2 separate regions of the Mus musculus genome follow, and region 2 is linked to region 1. Evidence: chromatin loops called from intact Hi-C (ENCODE). Cell type or tissue: gastrocnemius. All regions are shown on one strand. Each heading gives the region's core, and the rest is flanking DNA. Links, peaks and the distances in the headings are about the cores only.

Region 1 (9,854 bases), core at 505-8,504:
TTTTCTTCTTTCTGAGGCCCCCACAGTTATTTACATATTTATTGTATTCATCTGCATCCCCCCCCCCAAAAATGGATGATGTTCCCCTTACTCCACATCCTTACCAGAATGAGGTTTCAGTTGTTTTAGTAGCAAATGTCTATTCTGGTAAGTTTAAGATAAAAATCTCAAAATAAGTTTTAATTTGGAAAACTGGTAGCTAAGGATTCTGAACGTTTTTTTTTCTCATACACTCTAAGAGTTCACTATTTAGTTCTATATCCCCTTTTAAATTGGTTTATTTGTTTCCTTGATGTTAAGTTTTCAAGTTCTTTGCATATAATAGGTACTAATCCTCTGTCAGATACATAATTGGGAAAGATTTTCCTCATTTTGTTGCCTGTCATTTTATATGAATGATGGTGTCCTTTGCTGTACACAGCCTTTGTAGTTTAATGAAGTGTTCAATTGGTGCCCCACAAGAACATCCTCTGCTACATATGCAGCTGGAGCCATGGGTCCCTTCATGTGTACTCTTTGGTTGGTGGTTTAGTCCCTGGGAGCTCTGGGTGGGTCTGGTTGTTGATATTGTTGTTCTTCCTATGGGGTTGCAAACCCCTTTAGCTCCTTCAGTCCTTTCTCTAACTGCTCCATTTGGGACCCTGTGCTCAGTCCAATGGTTGGCTGCGACCATCTGCCTCTGTATTTGTCAGGCTCTGGCAGAACCTCTCAGGAGGCAGCTATATCAGGCTCCTGTCAGCATGCATTTCTTGGCATCCACAATAGTGTCTGAGTTTCATGACTGTATATGGGATGAATCCCCAAGTGGGGCAGTCTCTGGATGGTCTTTCCCTCAGTCTATGCTCCACATTTTGTCTCTGTATTTCATCCCAAGAGTATTTTGTTTCCCCTTCTAAGGACCAAAGCATCAACACATAGTCTTTCTTCTTCTTGAGCTTCATGTGGTCTGTGAATTATAACTTGGGTAGTCTGAACATTTGGGCTAATATCCACTTATCAGTGAGTCCATATCATGTGTGTTATTTTGTGATTGGATTACCTCACTCAGGATGATATTTTCTAGTTCCATCCATTTGTCCAAGAATTTTGTAAATTCATTTTAAATAGCTGAGTAGTATTCTATTGTGTGAAATGTATCACATTTTCTGTATTCATTCCTCCATTGAGAGACATCTGGGTTCTTTACAACTTCTGGCTATTATAAATAAGGCTGTTGTGAAAGCAGTGGAGCATGTGTCCTTGTTATACATTGGAACATCTTTTCAAATGATGATGGTTCAACTAGAGGTTAGCATATAGAAGAATGCAAGTCAATCCATTATTATCTCCTTGTACAAAGCTCAAGTCCAAGTAGATCAAGAACCTCCACATAAAACCAGATACACTGATACTAATAGAAGAGAAAGTGGGGAAGAGCCTTGATCACATGGGCACAGGGGGAAATTTCCTGAACTGAACACCAATGGCTTATGCTCTAAGATTTGGGACCTCATAAAATTGCAAAGCTTCTGTAAAGGACACTGTTGATAGGATAAAACAGCAACCAACAGATTGGGAAATGATCTTTACCAATCCTACATCAGATAGAGGGGTAATATCCAATATAAACAAAGAACTCAAGAAGTTAGACTCCAGAGAATCAATTAACCCTATTTAAAAATGGGGTACAGAGCTAAACAAAGAATTCTCAACCGAGGAATACTGGATGACTGAAGCACCTAAAGAAATGTTCAACATCCTTAGTCATCAGGGAAATGCAAATTAAAACAACCCTGAGATTTTGCCTCACACCAGTCAAAATGGCTAAGATCAAAAACTCAAGTGACAGCAGATGCTGGTGAGGATATGGAGAAAGAGGAACACTCCTCCATTGCTGGTGGGATTGCAAGCTGGTAGAACCACTCTAGAAATCAGTCTGGTGGTTCCTCAGAAAATTGGACATAGTATTACCTGAGGACGCAGATATACCACTCTTGGGCATACACCCAATATATACTTCTTCATGCCTATAAGATGAAGAACTGTGGTTTGATGCTTGATATTTTAAATGCTCCAGGAGCAGAGGATTATGGCTTCCTCTCTATTTTCTGTTTTCTTTTTTACATCCTTTTAGGGACAAAAAGTATATTTGGTTCACATATTTGTGCAATGAATCTTAGGTCCTTTTGAAATAGCCTAGACTTTTAAAATAACAAGATAGAATAAATAAATAAATATTATACAATGTGGCTGTATGAGTATATAAAGATGGAACATTTAACAATAAAAACAGAAAGGGTAAAGAAATGTTGCAACCGTCGATGAAACACTGTATTCTCTGATGACAGCATAGGTCCTGGAGCCAGTCAGCATGTGCAAGCCACTGCAGTGTTGCTTTTCCAACTGGCTCTGTGTCTTTGTAAAAACTGATGTGTTCTGCAGAGCTTTCTGCTGTCTTGTCTCTGATATGGATGCTACTGAGCTCCATGCTGAATTGTGCTAAAACTGCTGTCAGTACATAACATGCTGTCTCATGTCTAGCAAAAGCTCCACAATTGGCAGCCGTTGACTAAAACAAATAAAACTATGAAATAATATATATTTCTGAATTATACACTGAGTCTCTAAGGTTCGACCAATGAGAGTAATCTTTTCCTTATGTGGGTGCCTATGATATTACTCATTAAAGGTACAGAAGGTTGTTTGACCCCTGGTGGCAGGATTCATGTGACAAGCTATCTTACTAAATGGGGCTACATCTACAGCCCATGAGTCTTTAGATCTGTGACAATCGGAAAGGTTCAGAGTCAACTAGATCTTTATGATAAAGACCTCACCAAACTGACATATGTAGAGAGTCCCTGAATAAATTTCTAAAGTGCCTTTGGTTGCAAAATTGCAGAGATCCCTAGAAAGTATCCTTTTCCTACAGAGGATGATCCCCTGTCCTTTTAGTATCTTAAGCCAGTAACAGCTCTGTGTGATTTTGAGCTTATCTTTGTCTATTTCTTTATACTTTGCAAATATGGCTTTAGATGATCCCTTGAAAATCAGATAATGAAACTTAAAGCAAATGTCCCCAGAGTAGCAATGTTGGAAAGAAGATATACATTTATCTCACTTTCAAGGGCAACTTTCAACAGAGTAGTTAATTGTGAAAGTGAGAACAAACTGCAGTTTCAAGTGCACCTGTTTTAGGACTGTGTTTCCAAACTAAATGTGAAACTGGATACATTATACACAACAGCAAAATCTATGCCATATTTTAGCCAATTCCTATTCCTTCATATTCCTACCTACTGATACTTCATTTAAGGTTTATCTTTAGAGAAAATTGCAACTATGTTTCTTGATGTCCTTTTAAAATCCATTTGTTTCTTGACATTTCCTTGAGTGCTTGTAATAGATTGTGTTTTTTCCCACTCTCGGGCTCTCCTCTCCCTCCCACCCTGGTCTAACTGTCCTCTACTGGACTCTTCTTTTCTCACACTACGTCTTGTTGGGTTGTTTAGTACTGCTGCCCCACTCCCACCCTTGAGGACAACCAGAGCTGTCTGGGTGACCAAGGACTTAGAACTGTCCTCCTCAGGAGCCTGGTGTACTCACCTGTGGGTATGCAACATTCCCCTAGAACCCACCACTAGTTAGTAGTTCAGCAGAGATGGGTAGGGCCCTGGGACCCTGCTTACTCACTTTTGAACATATGTGATAAGTCTAAAGAACAAGAGTATGCCCAGTCACGGTCTACCTCTAAGAGGTTCAATTTCTATCTAAATTTTTGTGTTTCTATCAGCACAGTAACTTTAGGTGTTGTTGAATGAATGTTCAGTAGAACACACAAATCTGATAAAGGGCAAGAAGTAAGGGTTGCAGGAAGAATAAAGAATAATAATTAATTAATTCTTCTGTTAGGACAACATGCCTACACAGTGAGACTAATTTTACTTCTGAGCTGGTGTTTCTTGAGTAACATAACTCAAGTGCCCATGATTGAAAATTGAAAAGCTTTAACATAGATCACGTTTATTATTGACTGTGTTAACAACCCCAACCCCCCAAAAAGTAATCACAGAAGATCAAATATTTTGTGCATCATGTTTGTTAATCAGCTAGACTCATCTCATTGGTCTTGTGGTACACTGGCCAGACTGAAATATAATCTTAAAGTTGTTGTAATCAGCCAGTATAATCTTTTATTTAAAGCTTCATATACAACCATAAATTCATATGTAAAGCTGTTAATATATAATATTCATTTCAAAAGTAGACAGGGTCCAAATTCTATCTCTATCTTTATATCATCTAGCTATATTAATATCTAATCTCTCTATATATTTTTTGGTTATATTTAGCAGTCTTCCACCCAAACCTACAGTGAGTTTCACCTTCTTAGTGCAGTTGATCCTCTGTAAATACAAGGTAAGATACTCTTCAACATCAAGAAAATCTTTGCATCTGTCACAGTACTAAAGAAACGTGAAGAGCATGTGAAAGGTTTGTTTTACCTTTTAAATATAATATCTGCTTCATGGTGCTAAATGCAAATCATACGCAGTGAGGTCTATGAACTAGAGTAGAGGTTGTGTGTTTACATGGATAGTGCCTTAAAACCATCAGTTCAGCCGACTTCAAGTCATGTAATACTTGACAGCTTATAATTTGACAAAATTCCCTGTCTCTCCCTTTCTCCCCTCCCCTTCTCTCCTCACTCTTTCTGTCTCTCTCCCCTCCCTCCTCCCTCCTTCCTTCCCTCCCTCCTTTCCTCAAACAATGTAAGTTACGAGCTTCTTTGCTGTCTCCAACGTATTTGGAATCTGGTCTTTTTCACCTGGTTGGAAGATAGACATACTTTGAGTTAACGTCCTTCTTGCTCTGTTTCTTTTCGAGTTCAGACAAAATATATTTGTAAATTAAGCAATTTGCTGCACTGAAGCAATGATACCAAGTGTCCATGACAGAGGCTGAAATGGAGTTTGCACCTCTCACACTGCTGTTCCTTGCCAAGGAGCCTGTGTGCTATGATCTGCAAGCGCCCTCTAGTGGCGATTGCCCTGTAGGAAGCGCTCAGCTTTAGCTGAAGTGAAGCTAAACAGGAGATCGAAGCTGGGACTCCCAGCAAGGGAAATGACTCCGCTGGAAAATGGGGCGATTTCTGTGCACAGTTTTGGAAGTCTGAAGAATAAAGCATTTTTTATAATGTCTCCACAGGGTCTTGGAGGTTTTCAACATGGAAAACTGTACTGAGAGGCCTAAAATGCTGAGTAGGGTCTAAAGACATGTAACTCTAATTAAAAAAAAAAATTATTTAACATCTTTGGAGGTTCTTTGTCTCATATTTTTTTGTTAGGTCCGTTTTCATATTTCTTTTTCCCTCCCTCCCTCCCTCTTTCTTTCTTTCTTTCTTTCTTTCTTTCTTTCTTTCTTTCTTTCTTTCTTTCCGTAACCTTGCAGGTCTTCTGCATAAACACAATTGCATCCAGTTTGTGTTTTTTATGGGTTTCCTGTATGTGTGAACATGTGTGTGTGTGTGTGTGTGTGTGTGTGTGTGTGTGTGTGTGTATCTATGTGTCTGTGTCCGTCTACCTGTCTATATGCTTCTCATGCTTTTTCTTCTGTTTGTTTGTTTTGTCCTATTCCAGTTTTGTTTGTTTTATCTTCTTTTATTATTATTCTTTAGATACCTGTTTGTTTTCTAACAAGAGACAGAAAGGATATGGATTTGGGTGAGAGTGAAGGTTGGAAGGATCTTGGAGGAATTGGGGGATGGGGAACTGTATTAGAATATGTAGTATGAAAGCAATCTATTTTCAATTTTAAAAAGAAATGAAAGAAGTAAAAATACAGAGAAATTTTAAGTGGTCACACTAAAATGGGAATTTTTAGAACAGAGGGCACAGTAAGGTAGCAGGTGCTCTGTAGGAGACAAAAAGGCTAGTCCTATTTAGGTGATGGAACGGAATCGAGAACAGTAGCAGGAAGCAATAAAAGATCCTCTTTTACTTGCAACAAACAAACAAACAAAAACCAAACAATTTAACTTTTGAACTATGTTATAGAAAAGAAACTAAGCCTGAATTTCGTGAGCTAGCTTTAAGCTCATTCCTCATGGTTGAGTGTTCTCTGTATCCTTTTCCTTCTGAGAGCCACACGAACCACTGGTCGCATCAGAGAACACAGCAGCACAATTTGAAGGGAATTTGAATTTTTTAATATGAAAAATAACGAGATGCTTAGTTGTACTGTTTATTATCATAAAATATATCCATAATTTAAATTTAATTCCCTTTAGTAGCTTATATTTAATTACTGTGGGCATTTGTTACCATGTTTAGCTTCCAATATGCTCAGAGTAATGACAGTCATTGGAATAATTCAGAAAGTACTCACCTTACTTCTGGATGTGCTCAATTCTGAATTTGTGTGTGTGCTTGACAGGGGCTGATGTAGCCCAGCTGACCTCAGACTTGGTATTTAGCTAAAGGAGGCTCTGAGCTTCGGGTCCTCCTGTCTCTACTTCCAGAGTACTGGAGCTGAAATAACTTTGACTGTTGTGTCCCAGGAAGCCAAAAACCAAAGGCTGGGACCAGGGCTTCGTGCATGCTAGAAACATTGCTCTAACTGAAAAGATCCTCATCCCCAAATGAAAGATTTCCATAAAAATCATCAAAGTGACCGTACAGCTACGTTTAGATACCCATTGGCAATGACAACTAAATACTATTAAACTACTTAGATTGAATAATAATAATAATAATAATAATAATAATAATAATAATAAAACAGCAGTTAAGAATGCACACTGCTCTTGCTTAAAACCTGAGTTCAGTTCTCAGGACCAATAACATAACTATCTGTAACTATCTATCATCACTATCATAACTCAGCTAAAGGAACTATATCTTCTGAACTATAAGGGCACTGAAATTTGTATGCACATATTCATACACACACCATTTAAAATAATAAAATAATTCTTTCTTTTAAAGTTGCAAAAACATTTCTGTCACATAACAAATAAATCAATAATAGTCAAAACTTATATTGAATCTGTACTACTTATATTGGTGTGAATTATTGCTTGCTATAAGTTACATTTGTGGTGTTTATTTGATAAAATGTTCAAGATATAAACCCATGGTTACTTTGATCAACATAGGTAAAAATATTTTAAAAATAGTTTCTAAGAGATACTTTTACTGCATGGGAGAAATGCATACAATGTAACCAAAGCAAGATAGCAAGCAGTGACATTGGTAAGCAGAGTTGTGTAAGAACTATAACTCCCTCTTTTATAGTCATCCTTTTCTGTCTCCCATACATCATGAAAAGTAGTGATAGAAATACTTTACTTATGTCCAGTGTTATTTTATGTGTAATCTTAACATCATTGACCTATTGAAAAAATTCTCAGATACATAACAATTAAAGGCAGTCAAGAATTTAATTATGTGCATGCTTGTCTGTGTCTGGAGCTGGAGTTAATTGTGGGCCAACGGACATGGGCATTAAAAAAAAAACATCTGGTCCTCTGCAAAGGCAATGCAGGCTCTGAACTGCTGAGCCATCTCCCCAACCCCAAAGTCAGACATTTTTGATGTTTCACTGATGGTCAATCATAAGAAAAATGTTATACTCTTTCAGTTTTTTCTGTTATGAAGGCCTATTTACCAAAGGAGTAAGTCTAACAATTTATTTAATGATATATTTACTTGCTGATGAACTTTTCTTTCTTTCTTTCTTTCTTTCTTTCTTTCTTTCTTTCTTTCTTTCTTTTTTAATTAGGTATTTTCTTCATTTACATTTCAAATGCTTTCCCAAAAGTCCCCCATACCCCACCCCCACTCCCCTACCCACCCACTCCCACTTCTTGGCCTTGTCGTTCCCCTGTACTGAGGCATATAAAGTTTGCAAGACCAAGGGGTCTCTCTTCCCAATGATGGCTGACTAGGCCACCTTCTGCTACATATGCAGCTAGAGACACGAGCTCCGGGGTTAGATTTGTGATGTGAGGGCTCCTGTGTGTCCTGGTTATCTGGATGTTAGGACTGAGCCCATCTCTGCACAAGAACTTAGCACAGGAGACCTGCAACTCCTGCAGACCATAGAAAACTAAGTCTCTGTCCTCTGAGTGGACAAGGAGCAGCAGGGCTCACCACTTTTACCTAATCATCACTGTTCATTCTAAGAGTCAGTGTTATCTGGCTTTGCTTCTCATACCTTTGTAAACACCATCAAGGATTCTGTGCTAAAACCTGTGATGAAACCACCCCCACCCCAACACCATCACCCCTACCTCTGATGAATCCCACCCCTAACACAATCACTGCTAGAAATTGAGCCATATTTACATTTAAAACCATTTCTCTACATACTCTTGAACTGAGACGTGGCTCTCTTTATTAAAAGAATCCCCAATGCAACAACATGCAATACTAAGTGAAGCACTGGACGCATGCTGCGAACAGTATCAAACCTCTGTTGTTCCATTTCACATGCACTCATTCAGCTTCCACCTCTGGCTGTGTTCTATTTGAACAAAGAAGCTGCCTTCAGTCTGAGACTAGAACGGATCTCGAAGCACACGTTTACTTAGTATTTCATTTTAATCGAACTGCAGGCAGGGATGAAAGAAGAAATCCTACCAGATGATAGCTGTTGATCAAACACATTTTTGTCACAACTAATTCTTTTGCACATGTGTTGAGTGCCTCTAAAAGAAACATATGAAAGAGCAATAACAGGATGAGGTTTATCATAAGGTGAGAGTGGAGCCAGCTCTACACACTTTAGAAGCCTGGCGATGGCGTCAAGTCCTCTGACAGGAAAGTTTGGAGCCAAGGAAGGAAAGCCAAGACAAGCCTGCCCTTATGCAACAGACTCAGGCACGCACATGCCATCATGCCTTCCTACAGTAATCCTGCATGCCCCCCTTTCTTGTTCTTTTAAGATGACAGGAATTTCATAATTCTGTTTTTATTAAATCATGTGTCTCTACCTTCTTTATTTTTAAACCCTGCCAAATTGAACAAAATAACTGCTGATGCCATATCCAGCAGCACCACCAAGTGTAAACATACGTCTATTTGATCTGAGAGTCACTATGATTCTCAGTTATGAGGATTACTTTAATTCACATATAAATAACTATACTTGGATTCTGTTTGCCTTTTTTTTAAGTTTCTATATCCTTTGATCTTCAATGATTTGTTCTTTACATTTCTCTTGTTATACTAATAACTTGCCTGGCTCTCTCCTTAATCCAGCCTGGTCAACTTTATAAATTGGTCCATTTATATAATCTTCATTAATTCATGTTATTCCATATTAATCATTTCATTCTTTACCATGGGTTGGTCTACTTGAATTGATTTATCTGTGCCTTCTCTTAATAGTTTGGAACTTAAGTTCTCCATTTATTTTTAAATTACCTTGAAAAATATGTGTATTTAAATCTACATCTAAATTCAAACAGTACCCTTAATCATCTCACAAGCAAAGAAATATAAAATGTTCCACTTCCAGCCATCATCTCCTAATGCGTTTGCTAATTTTGTCTAGGGTTTTAGCCATGTCTTGCCTTTATATTTGCCTTAGCATTGGTTATTTATATTGCATACTTTAGCCTGTGTTAGTTTGTCTTCATGTATATATATATATATATATATATATATATATATATATATATATATATATATATATATATATATATGTAAAACTTATCATCCTTCCTTGTAAGCCCGACTTCTATAATGTTTCTTCTTGCAAAGAATAGTTAGTTTGGGAAACTGATTGACCTTAATGTGCAAACTGCAGCATTCCCTGGTTGTGAATTCTGGCCTCAGCATCCCTGGGGGTGCACCATGCAGACATTATTA
Region 2 (9,854 bases), core at 592-8,591, 400 kb before region 1:
GATACAAACTAGATGACCTGGGAGGATGGAACATTAATTGATGAATTGGCCAGTGAGCATGTTTGTGAGTCATTTTCTTCACTGCTCATTAAGTGGAAGATCCAGCCCTCTGTGAACAATGCCACTACTGGTCTTGGGTTGTATAGGAAAGCAAGCTGGGCAATCCACGAAAAACAAACTAGTGAGTGGCCAGGAAGTTTCCCTGCTGCTGAATAGCTTTCATAGTACTTAAAGGTGCCATGTAGGTTTCTGGGGAGCAGATGTCATCAACAACCTTACCCAGCTGTGTCCCTTATAAGCTCAGTAATGACCAGCATAGGACCATGTGTTTCATGGTCTGTGTTTTAGTTGCTTTGTCTGGGTTCATGTCTTGAGTTCAGGTCTTGGCTTCTCTCAGTAATGGACTGTAACCTCTAAAATGTAAGAAACCCTTCCCTCCCCCAAGTTGTTTTTAGACAGTGTTTTATCATAGCAACAGAGAAGTGGTCAGTGAGAGATTCAGTCTCAAGAAAAATAAGATGGAGAGAAGTGAAGGAAGGAAGGTTCTTTATGAAACCTTCTGTATTACACACAGACACGTGGCACACGCATGCACGTGCTCGTGGGCACACACGCGCGCGCGCGCACAAACACACACACACACACACACACACACACACACACAGAGCCTTCTATTTTAATATGTCTTAAACAGCACAATTGCTGAGTCACAACCAAGCTTCCACGCTGCTAACACCTCCCCTCCGATACTTACGAATTATTACTTACTAAAAAATCCATATTCCGTCTTTGCTACCCCAAACCCAAATGGCGGGGCACCTGGGGCTGCTCCTCCCTGACTCTTACATGATTGTATGCTCTCCCTTCTACAGCTCCCAATCCTGCATCTTACTCCTTTCCTGGCAATATAAGCAACAAACCAAATCCAAAACACTACTGAAACCAATATCTTATGCTGGTCATTACTGAGCTTATAAGGAACACAGCTGGGTAAGGTTGTTGATGACATCCGCTCCCCAGAAACCTACATGGCACCTTTCAGTACTATGAACGCTATTTAGCAGCAGGGAAACTTCCTGGCCAGTACCAACTTGGTTTCTCCATTTCCTGAAACCAAATTGTGTGGTACCTTCAGCAACAGGGTCTTTCTATCAAGTTCTGGTGGACAGCCAATAGAAATGACAATAGCCTGTTTTGTTTTCAGGATGACTATACTACAAGTAAACAACTCAAAGAATGGTGTCCTACCTGGCACTGGAGTGTTTTGCTTGGCAACCCATGTCCTCTTGGAAAGGTATTAACACCTGGATAGTAGATTGTTTAACCCCTGCAGAGTGGCTTTTGAAAACATCCTTCATGTTAACAGCTATCCTCCTCCCAATCCTCCTCTGCGGTCCTCTCCCAGCTTGATATGTTTCTTTCTGTTTTCCCACTTGCAAAACAGTTGTTAATTATCCTTTGCCATGATGATCAAAATGCCTTCTAAAAATATTATGAACTAATGTTTCTAAGAGTTTCTTCACACTAGCCCTGGTCCTTTTGAGCAAGAGAGGATCCTAAAGCCATAGACTAGATGCTAGGGGCATGATTTTATTTTCTAAATTAAGAATGCTAAATTATTTAATTATAGTCTACATAACATACAAACTCCAACTAATAATAATTTCATAGAAAAAAATTTTAAATGTCAAGCCTGCTTGACAATCCATTCACGTTTAAGTTGTTTTCTGGTGTGTTTCCTTCCCTCATTACCTTTGGAGGTCATTGGGGGCTTCTTAGAGATCTAGCTTCCTAGTCTCCAGAGGCTCTGAGGCTGAGTTCTGATGAAAGGGCTGTGGGTATATTGATCCCATGGGCTGTGCTAGTGAATAGCAAACTCACGCTGTGCTTTTCAACATAGAGCTGAAGTCACTGGGCAGATGCTTCAGACTTCAGGCATGGATTTGTGCGAAGAAGCTGCTTCTCGCATGGGCAGGCGCGTGGAATGGACCTCAGGAGGACGTGGGGCAAGCACTTATTTATTTAACAATGGCTAAACACTCACTCAAGCAATGTGAGATGCCAGGTGGTGGAAAGGCATATAACATAGGCTAAAAAGGCCCCATCATCTGATCTATGTGCTTTCTGCATAGGTGAGCCGGGCTGAAGCTTGCACGTTTGTCTCAGTGTGTTTGACCTACTTTCAGCTGGTGTTCATCATGATGTTCAGCTTCACTGGGCCCTGACTCCTCGACGCAGTTATTTTCACTGTTGAGATCTTCCACATCTGGGAAACTCTGCTGCACTCTCAGTTCTTCTTCCCAGGATATTCTGAGAGACACCAAGGCTTCTCTTTCAACATGGCATAAGATAACCACTTTTTCTCTAGCATACTTGATCTTGTGGTGTAGGTCATCACAACAACACAGGAATCTTCACTGGGGAGACACTTTGCATTCAATATTTATGGCCACTGCTCACACATCTCAAAAAGATGCTAACTCCCAAGGTTAAATGGAACCGTTGTTGCAGGGTATTTGGTCATACTATGAACCCCGAGATTGTGTTGTTTACTGGAAAAAAATTGTTTCTAGTTGTGGTGTGGCTCATCTTAGTACACATCTTTAATTCCTCTGGCTGGAATACAGACACATCCTTAGTACGTACCTTTAATCCCAAACAGTGAAAGTAAAGTTAGTTTGTAGAAGGAAGCGTCCACGTTTGAAAGTGATGTCTAATTCTGAGGTAAGTGACAAATCAGAGAAAGATTCAACAGAACAACTCTCATGAGAACAGAGAAAGGAGAGGCTACTTAATCAGCTCGAGGGCGGGGCAGTTTTTACTGGAACAGTTGTACAGAGACAGGTTGCAGAGAGAGAACAAGCTAGACACAGGTGAGGAAAGAACAAGTCAGAGAATGAGAAGAAACCAGAAGATTAGGACATATTGCCAAAGTTAGTACGAGGCTGAGAGAGAGAAGCCAGATTGAGTCAGTCAGCTTGGAAAGGAGTTTGAGCCAGAGCAGCTGAATTGAATCAGCCAACCAGAGATCAATAATAAGAATCAGAGGCTTAAAACATTCTGTGCCTAGCTAAGACTGTATGGAGGGTAGAAGCTACCAGGCCTAGGTTAGCAGACAGAGACTGTTAGCCTTGGAGATGACAATTACATCAGGCAAATAAAAGTTACTTTTATATGCAGTGAATCTTTGGAAAGAACATCCAGTTGGCAGAGGTAATTGACTGCTAGGTGAAATTATAAATGGACAAGAGAATTTCAGGCTTGTCATGAGAGGAGACCATGAATATGGATAAATACTTCAAGTGATGATCCAACTCTCTGGCCCTGAGATTGTATAGCATTGAATTATTGTGAGCCAATTTAAAAGTTATACAGATCTTAAGTGCCAATCTCATCTTTAAAAGTCTTTCTAGCTATCACAGTCATGCGAAAGCATGCTGTGCTCCTACATTTTCATGGATGAGGTTGACTATGAACATTTGCATATGGGGAAACACAGCCACATGTAACTCTCACTTTTCATCATGTAGAAAAGTAAGCTTATTTGGGTCAAAAATAATGCAATTAGGCCACCATCTGTAGAGAGGAGTGATTTTCTGTGCATCAAGGGGAGAACAATGCTGGGCAGAAGAGAATTCCTCCCAGTAAAGGGGCCCAGGAACACTCCATGGGATGCCAGGTTGTCTGTGGGATAAATGCACAGGCTGTTGCCCACTCCCCAGGCCTAAAGGCTCCCAGTCTTTCCTAAAGAATGTGGGGTTCAACTGTAACTCTGTGGTTGGCAGCTAGAGTGTCCTACAGATATTTCGATGCTGTGGTAGAATCCTCACTAGAAATCAAGTCCTCCAGTATTGACTGGAATTAAATTTTCCGTTAAAGATTTTGATTTATGTTGCTTTAGAAAAAGCTATGATTTGAATTTGTTTGCAAGATCCCCATAGCATCCTGAGACCTGTCCCATCAGCTCTCACTCGACTTCCTCTCTTATGTCTAGCTCTTTCTCTTTAGTATGTGACTAGGACTATCCTTCACCAACCTTGAGAAAATAATTTCCTCTGCGCTCCAGGCATTCCCCAGTGTCTGTCAGGTTTTGTCCCTCCGTAGGCAGCTTCTGAACAGAGAAGTCACGTCTTCTCCACTCATCCCCTTGGCTTAATTCTGACCTCTGTGCTTAGCATGAGGACTCAGCACAGGACAAAGGTCACCTCAGCGTCCTTCCCTTACTGCTTGCTTATACCTTCAAACACACCCCTACCCTTTGTTCTCCTTCTGGAAGCTTCACTTTACCATTGTTGACGATTCTGTGCCCTTGCTAGTTCCTTTCTGTGGCTTTTCTTCCCATCTGTCTGTAAGGGATGATCATCACAAGGCAGGAATTTTAGTGAGGAGCTGAAGCAGAGCCCTCAGAGCCCACAGGAATGCTTCTCACTGGCTTTCTTCCTCTGGCTACTCAGAGAAAATGCCCCACAGACCAATCTGATGGCGGTAGTTCCTCCGTGGTGGTTCACATCCCAAGGAAGCCTAGGATTCTGTCAAGCTGACAGAAACTAATCAGTACACAATAGGATGTGAATGTGTTAGTGTATAGATAATGGGGGGATGGGGGGGAGAGAGAGAGACAAAGTGAGAGAAAGAGAGTAAATAACAGAATAAAGAGTGATGTAGGCCATAAAGTTTGTATTTTCTTCCATGACAAGAAATCCAAGGACAGGGGGACTTGGGTACTTCAACAACCCTGCTATGTCACCTAAGGCTCCATCCCCACAGCACTGGTAATGTTTCCAGTCACTGTCACCAGGCGAATTCAAGGCTACATCTCTACACAAGTAATGCAAGCAGATTGAAAGTGGTAATCTGTTTTCATGGGCATCTTGTTTGTGTCTGCTTTCTGGAAGAAACTATATCTTAGCCATCCCTGTGACAAATCCCCTTATATATAAACCACCGGTCAGGACTGGGTCACATAACCTTCTCTAGCCATAAGGTCATTTGGACAGTGAGTATCTGGTGCTTTCAGGAAGAGAAATCACGAAGAGAAAACAGCTTGGAGATTGGTTGGTAACTAGGCAAGCAAAAGTAATTACCCAAGCCTTCAAGTCTAGCCATGTTCTCTTCTGCACACATCTGCTTCTGCTTCATCTCAGGATGTAACTCCCATGTATGCTCTGTCTTCTTCATAGGTCCAAGTCAGTGACAGCTCAGGTATCATCTCACACATGTAGGTGCTGAGTCAGCGTCCACCTTGTATTCTAGACTGTCATGTTTTCTATTCTGTGTGCATCCACATTTCTCTTCCCCTGTCCTATGTGCATCCATACTTCTCTTCCCCACACTAACCCCTTGCAAACATGCTGAATGTTCACTGCTATTACAGCCATGTTCAAGTTTCTTTGGAGGAATTTTATGATGCCTAGTGTTAGCCTGGCCCGGGTTAGAGTCCTCTGAGCTGGGTGCCTCACCCAATGAACTACTCTGATTGCCAGACTTGGCATGGGAAGACCCACCCTGAGTGTAGCAGCCCAGATGCAAAGGCCAGGGCACAAGGAAGATGAGTGGCCTTCAGCTCTTGGCCTTCTGGCCTGCCACCTGTTTTAGCTTCCCTGGCTACTGCCACTGCTTTCGTTTTCTGGTATCAAAAGCAGTGTTTCTATGCTTTCGTTGTTGACAAGGATGAACAGCTCTGCAGGAACTTGCTAGAGATTTTTGGTGCCAGATTGGAATGTGAGGGCACCCAGCCTCCTGGACTCCGCATCTCTCTCAGCTGTCATCCTGTGAGAGACAGACATTGTGGGACTACTCCAGTTACTGAGGGATGAGATTCAAAGATAGTGCCTATGGCGCCCTCGGCCTCTCAGGTAGGAGCCAGCCATTGGTGCTATTTTAAAGTAATCTGATTTGATAAATTCTTTATATAAATTCATCCTATAAGTTCTGTTCTTCTCGAAAACCCCAGCTAATACAACTAGAAATGTGTTATAGCAGCTTCATTAGTTCAACGAAATGGTGGTTTCTTTGCGATCCTTCCTTCATTGTCCACTCTGGCCTTGTTAGGTACCATGGCCAGCAGAGGGCACTGTGGTCTTTGGCTAGAGTGTCCCGCTGTGAATATTTGATTCTGTAGCACCAAAGTTACTTCACTTTGATTTTGAGATTCCATCTGGAATCATGAGTTGTTTATTTGAAGCTAGATTTTTCCAGGTGAGTGCATCATGGGCTGTAAATAGAGGTCACTCAGAGTGAAGACAGGCCTGCACTTGCCTTTGAAATTTACTGCTAAATGACTGACACCAAATCCCCCACCTTGGGCAGAAAGGTGCAGATGCTGAGTTCCTGAGAGCAGCTCATGTGTCTAAGGAGGATGAGGTGGTGGACTGAAAATGCACTAACTCATTACGTGCTCCAAAGCTCGCTCCACTTCCTCATTCAGAGGGCTAGCACAGGTTAATCAGGGATGTTGTGAAGGGAGGCGTGTTGTGTCAATAGGTCTGGGTTAGGAAATAGTGTAGTCATTCTTTAATCAGTATTTGCCCACCTAGTATGTGCCTGACATTATTCTAGGTGCTGAGATTAACAGTTAAGCAGAGAACATCCAGTCGTTTTCATGGGAACACACACACACACACACACACACACACACACACACACATATATATATATATATATATATATATATATATATGTATGTATGTATGTATATATATATACGTATATGTATATATGTATGTATATATATATATATATATATATATATATATATATATTTCCAGGTTCTGAGATATTCGAAACAGTAGATATATAACCACATAATATCAGAGATAAAATCTTATGGAAAAAACAAAATAAGGCATGGTAAATTTTACTGTTTGGGGTATATACTATATCCCATAAAGGGTAAATCAGTCTAGACTTGCAGATTCAAAGAGATACTGACCTGGGCGAGTGCAGGCATATTCACAGGACTTGAAGAAAGCAACAGAAGCCAAAACAGGCAGTAAGGGAGGGGCTGCCAGGTCGGTCAAGCAATGGGAATTTTGCCTCAGAGTGAAGGAAGTTGAGGAACAAAGGGAGTGGCTACATCTGATTTGCTTTTCCAAAAACTAACTTGAGGGGTAGGGTAGCGGGGTCAGCCCAGGCTGACAGAAGACTATTTCTGATACCCCATGAGTGGTACCTTTGATGGAGTCACAGTGGCAGCTGGAGGTGGCACACAGGCTGTTGTTGGGAATTATAAAGGGCAAGTGAGGAGATTTTTTTTTAAAAGAATGGCTATTCTAAGGACATAAGAGAAAGAGAGTTGCTAAAGCAAGAGTTCTTTTTCTTTTTTTTTTTTATTTCCCTCCTCTTCCTTTTCTCTTCCTCATACTCTCCATCCTCCTTTCTATCTTTTGTCTTCTGAGACAATCTTATATAGTGAAGACTGGCAGGGAACTCATGGCCTAACTTAGGTGGATGCCTTGAACGTCTCACCCCCCACCCTCAACCCACTCTCCTCCATCTCTTTAGTGCTGGAGTCACAGAGGTGTGCTGCCGCAGTGGTCCAGCCTTTGTATTTGAAGATGTAGTCTCAGCAGAGGCTGAACTGCTCATCAACCTTAACACCCTTTTAGCACCCAGTGCCAACTAGCAGTGGACGACTACACAATGAGGCTCCCTCTGTCAGCCTGTGGTGGACAGCACTGTTCAGTTTGAATCATCTACAAGGCCCTACACAAACACCAGGGGTAAGGACCTGCTGGCCTCACCCCAGACTGTTTCAAATGGAATGACAATTTTCTTATCTTAGCAGAGACAAGTCGCTTTAAAAACAAAAACAAACAAAGAGCAAAAACCCAGTTTAACCTAAAAACAACAACAACAGCAACAACAAAACACTTTTTTGTTCCTCTGAAAAAGGCAACAAAACTCCAGGGTGGCGTTTGTCACTTTCAGACAAGTTATCAACACCCAGTCCCTGATCATGCCTTTGGGAATGCTGTCCCATACTTGTAATTCCTAAAGTGACCACTACGCGGCGCCCACACATCTGAATCTGAGGTGAGGTTTTCTCAGCCTCAGCCCTGACAAAAATAAAAGCTCAAGACAGCACCCAGTGGCTTCTTCCAGTCTACGGACATGAGCCTCTTTTAAGAATTATACCCAACAGCTTGGGGAGGATATTTGCAGAGGGATTCATCATGAAAAAGCCCATGTCTCTACCTTCTACCCAGTCACTTCTCAGCGTTTCCATGCTTCGGACCCCTCCTCTTTCTGATTCTTCACTTCTAAAATTTCCTCCCCATCTCAGGCCCGCCCTTCCACAGTCCTTTCCTTCCACCATTCCTCAGTGAACTTCTAAATCGTGTGTGTGTGTGTGTGTGTGTGTGTGTGTGTGTGTGTGTGTGTGTGTGTGTGGTTCATTCTCCCCTCTCATCGTTTAGAGGATAAACTGCGAACTTCAGTACCCTTGGGAACTTTGGCAGTGCTTGCTTTTGTATTGGTCCCATCTGTCCCTCAGCCCACTTCCAGCCTGCATTCTAACAGCCTTGGGTGTATGTGGGTTGCTTCAGCATGCATGCAGCTTGCCCTGCTCTGTGTCTGGAGAGTTCTTCCCTTCGCCTCTGGGCGTAGTACGCATGCTTCTAAAAGCTTGCATCCCATCCATCCATGGTACTCCCTTCCCGTGGTACCACAGTGACCTGCTAGTTCATACCTCCTGTGTCCATACATAGGACAGACACTAGAAACCAGGATGTTATTTGTTAGGGGACTATGTGTCAGTGACTCTTATAAGCTTTTTCCATTCATAATGGCATGCATAAACTATATGCAAAAATATTATTCATAAATTGTGCATAAGGGTTAATTCTTACTTCTTCTACCATATAGTTTTGGCAGTGCCAGCACCCAGGTGCTGCCACAGGGAACCTTGCAATGTTCTGTGAGAGTCCCTGTAAGAATTCTGAGAAGATACAATTGATAAGGTTTTGACAAATGCTCCTCTTTTAAAACCATGGGCTGTTCTGCAACTTCCCCCATATTAGTAAATCACCCATTTCCTATCAAGGGCCTATCTGACTTCCTGGCATTAACTGTCGGTTTAACATGTTTTGGATAGCAAACAGAAACATAATTAAATTACAAGTGTGCTATAAAGTTTTACTTACATATGTGCTAAAATAGCTCAGCTATTGTCTTCCCTTTCTCCTCTCTCTTGTGCAATTTAAAATAGTTTAGTAATTCCGGTATAAAAACAGAGAGCACAAGAAACATTTGCTTTTGCTCTGGCAGGTTTCAAGGGTTGCTGGAGTTTCTGTCCACTGTTGTACCGCGGAACATTGTGACTGACCACAGGGAATTGTGTGGATTCTGCTTTCTGCTTGTTCCTGATCTAGACTCTGAAGGATGGAACGTCTGCAGACACCTATGTAGCTCCGTATCTTCAAGAGAAAGGGGCTAACCTAATGCTACCAGAGAGCTCTGGGTGTCAAGAGAATAACAGGGCAAAAAGTATAGATTGTCAGATGGGTGATAGATTTTACAAATCTCCAGCAAGGAAACACACTCACTCCAGTGTCTGGATTGCAGCAGGCATGATTGGCTGAACACTCTAAAGAGGCAGAAGCACCCTGCTCGGAACCAGGCTGAGGGGAAGCATCAGAGGGGAGTAATTCTTAACATAAAACTAGGTGGTACCACCCAGATGCCTTCCAGTCAAACCCCAGAGAGTGTGGACCCAGTTCTTCCAGACAAGCAGCTAAATGACAAGTAGACATCACTGTCTTGGATCCTAAGAAGTCATCACACACACACACACACACACACACACACACACACACACACACACACACACTACCACAAAAGGAAGCCTTTTCTTA

Evidence for each region. Hi-C counts contacts between places; a loop is a spot of excess contacts. Peaks named below come from ENCODE experiments on the same cell type or tissue, not always from the same donor. Only the 100,000 strongest peaks of a DNase experiment are listed, where the experiment ranks them.
Region 2: it touches region 1 in a loop (11-fold over the local background); 32 of 42 quality-filtered maps call a loop at or near these places.

The regions. Positions count from the first base shown.
Region 1 is chr4:85,796,987-85,806,840 of GRCm38, forward strand. It overlaps a transcript of Adamtsl1 not described here. Among named protein-coding and RNA genes, the nearest start is that of Adamtsl1, 250 kb to the right of the region's middle. In gastrocnemius, for the core only: a CTCF peak has its summit at 5,016 (motif pointing left); a DNase peak (open chromatin) is centred at 5,019.
Region 2 is chr4:85,396,955-85,406,808 of GRCm38, forward strand. No RefSeq gene overlaps it. Among named protein-coding and RNA genes, the nearest start is that of Sh3gl2, 200 kb to the left of the region's middle. In gastrocnemius, for the core only: CTCF peaks have their summits at 6,066 (motif pointing right) and 7,994; DNase peaks (open chromatin) are centred at 5,572, 6,078, 8,006 and 8,536.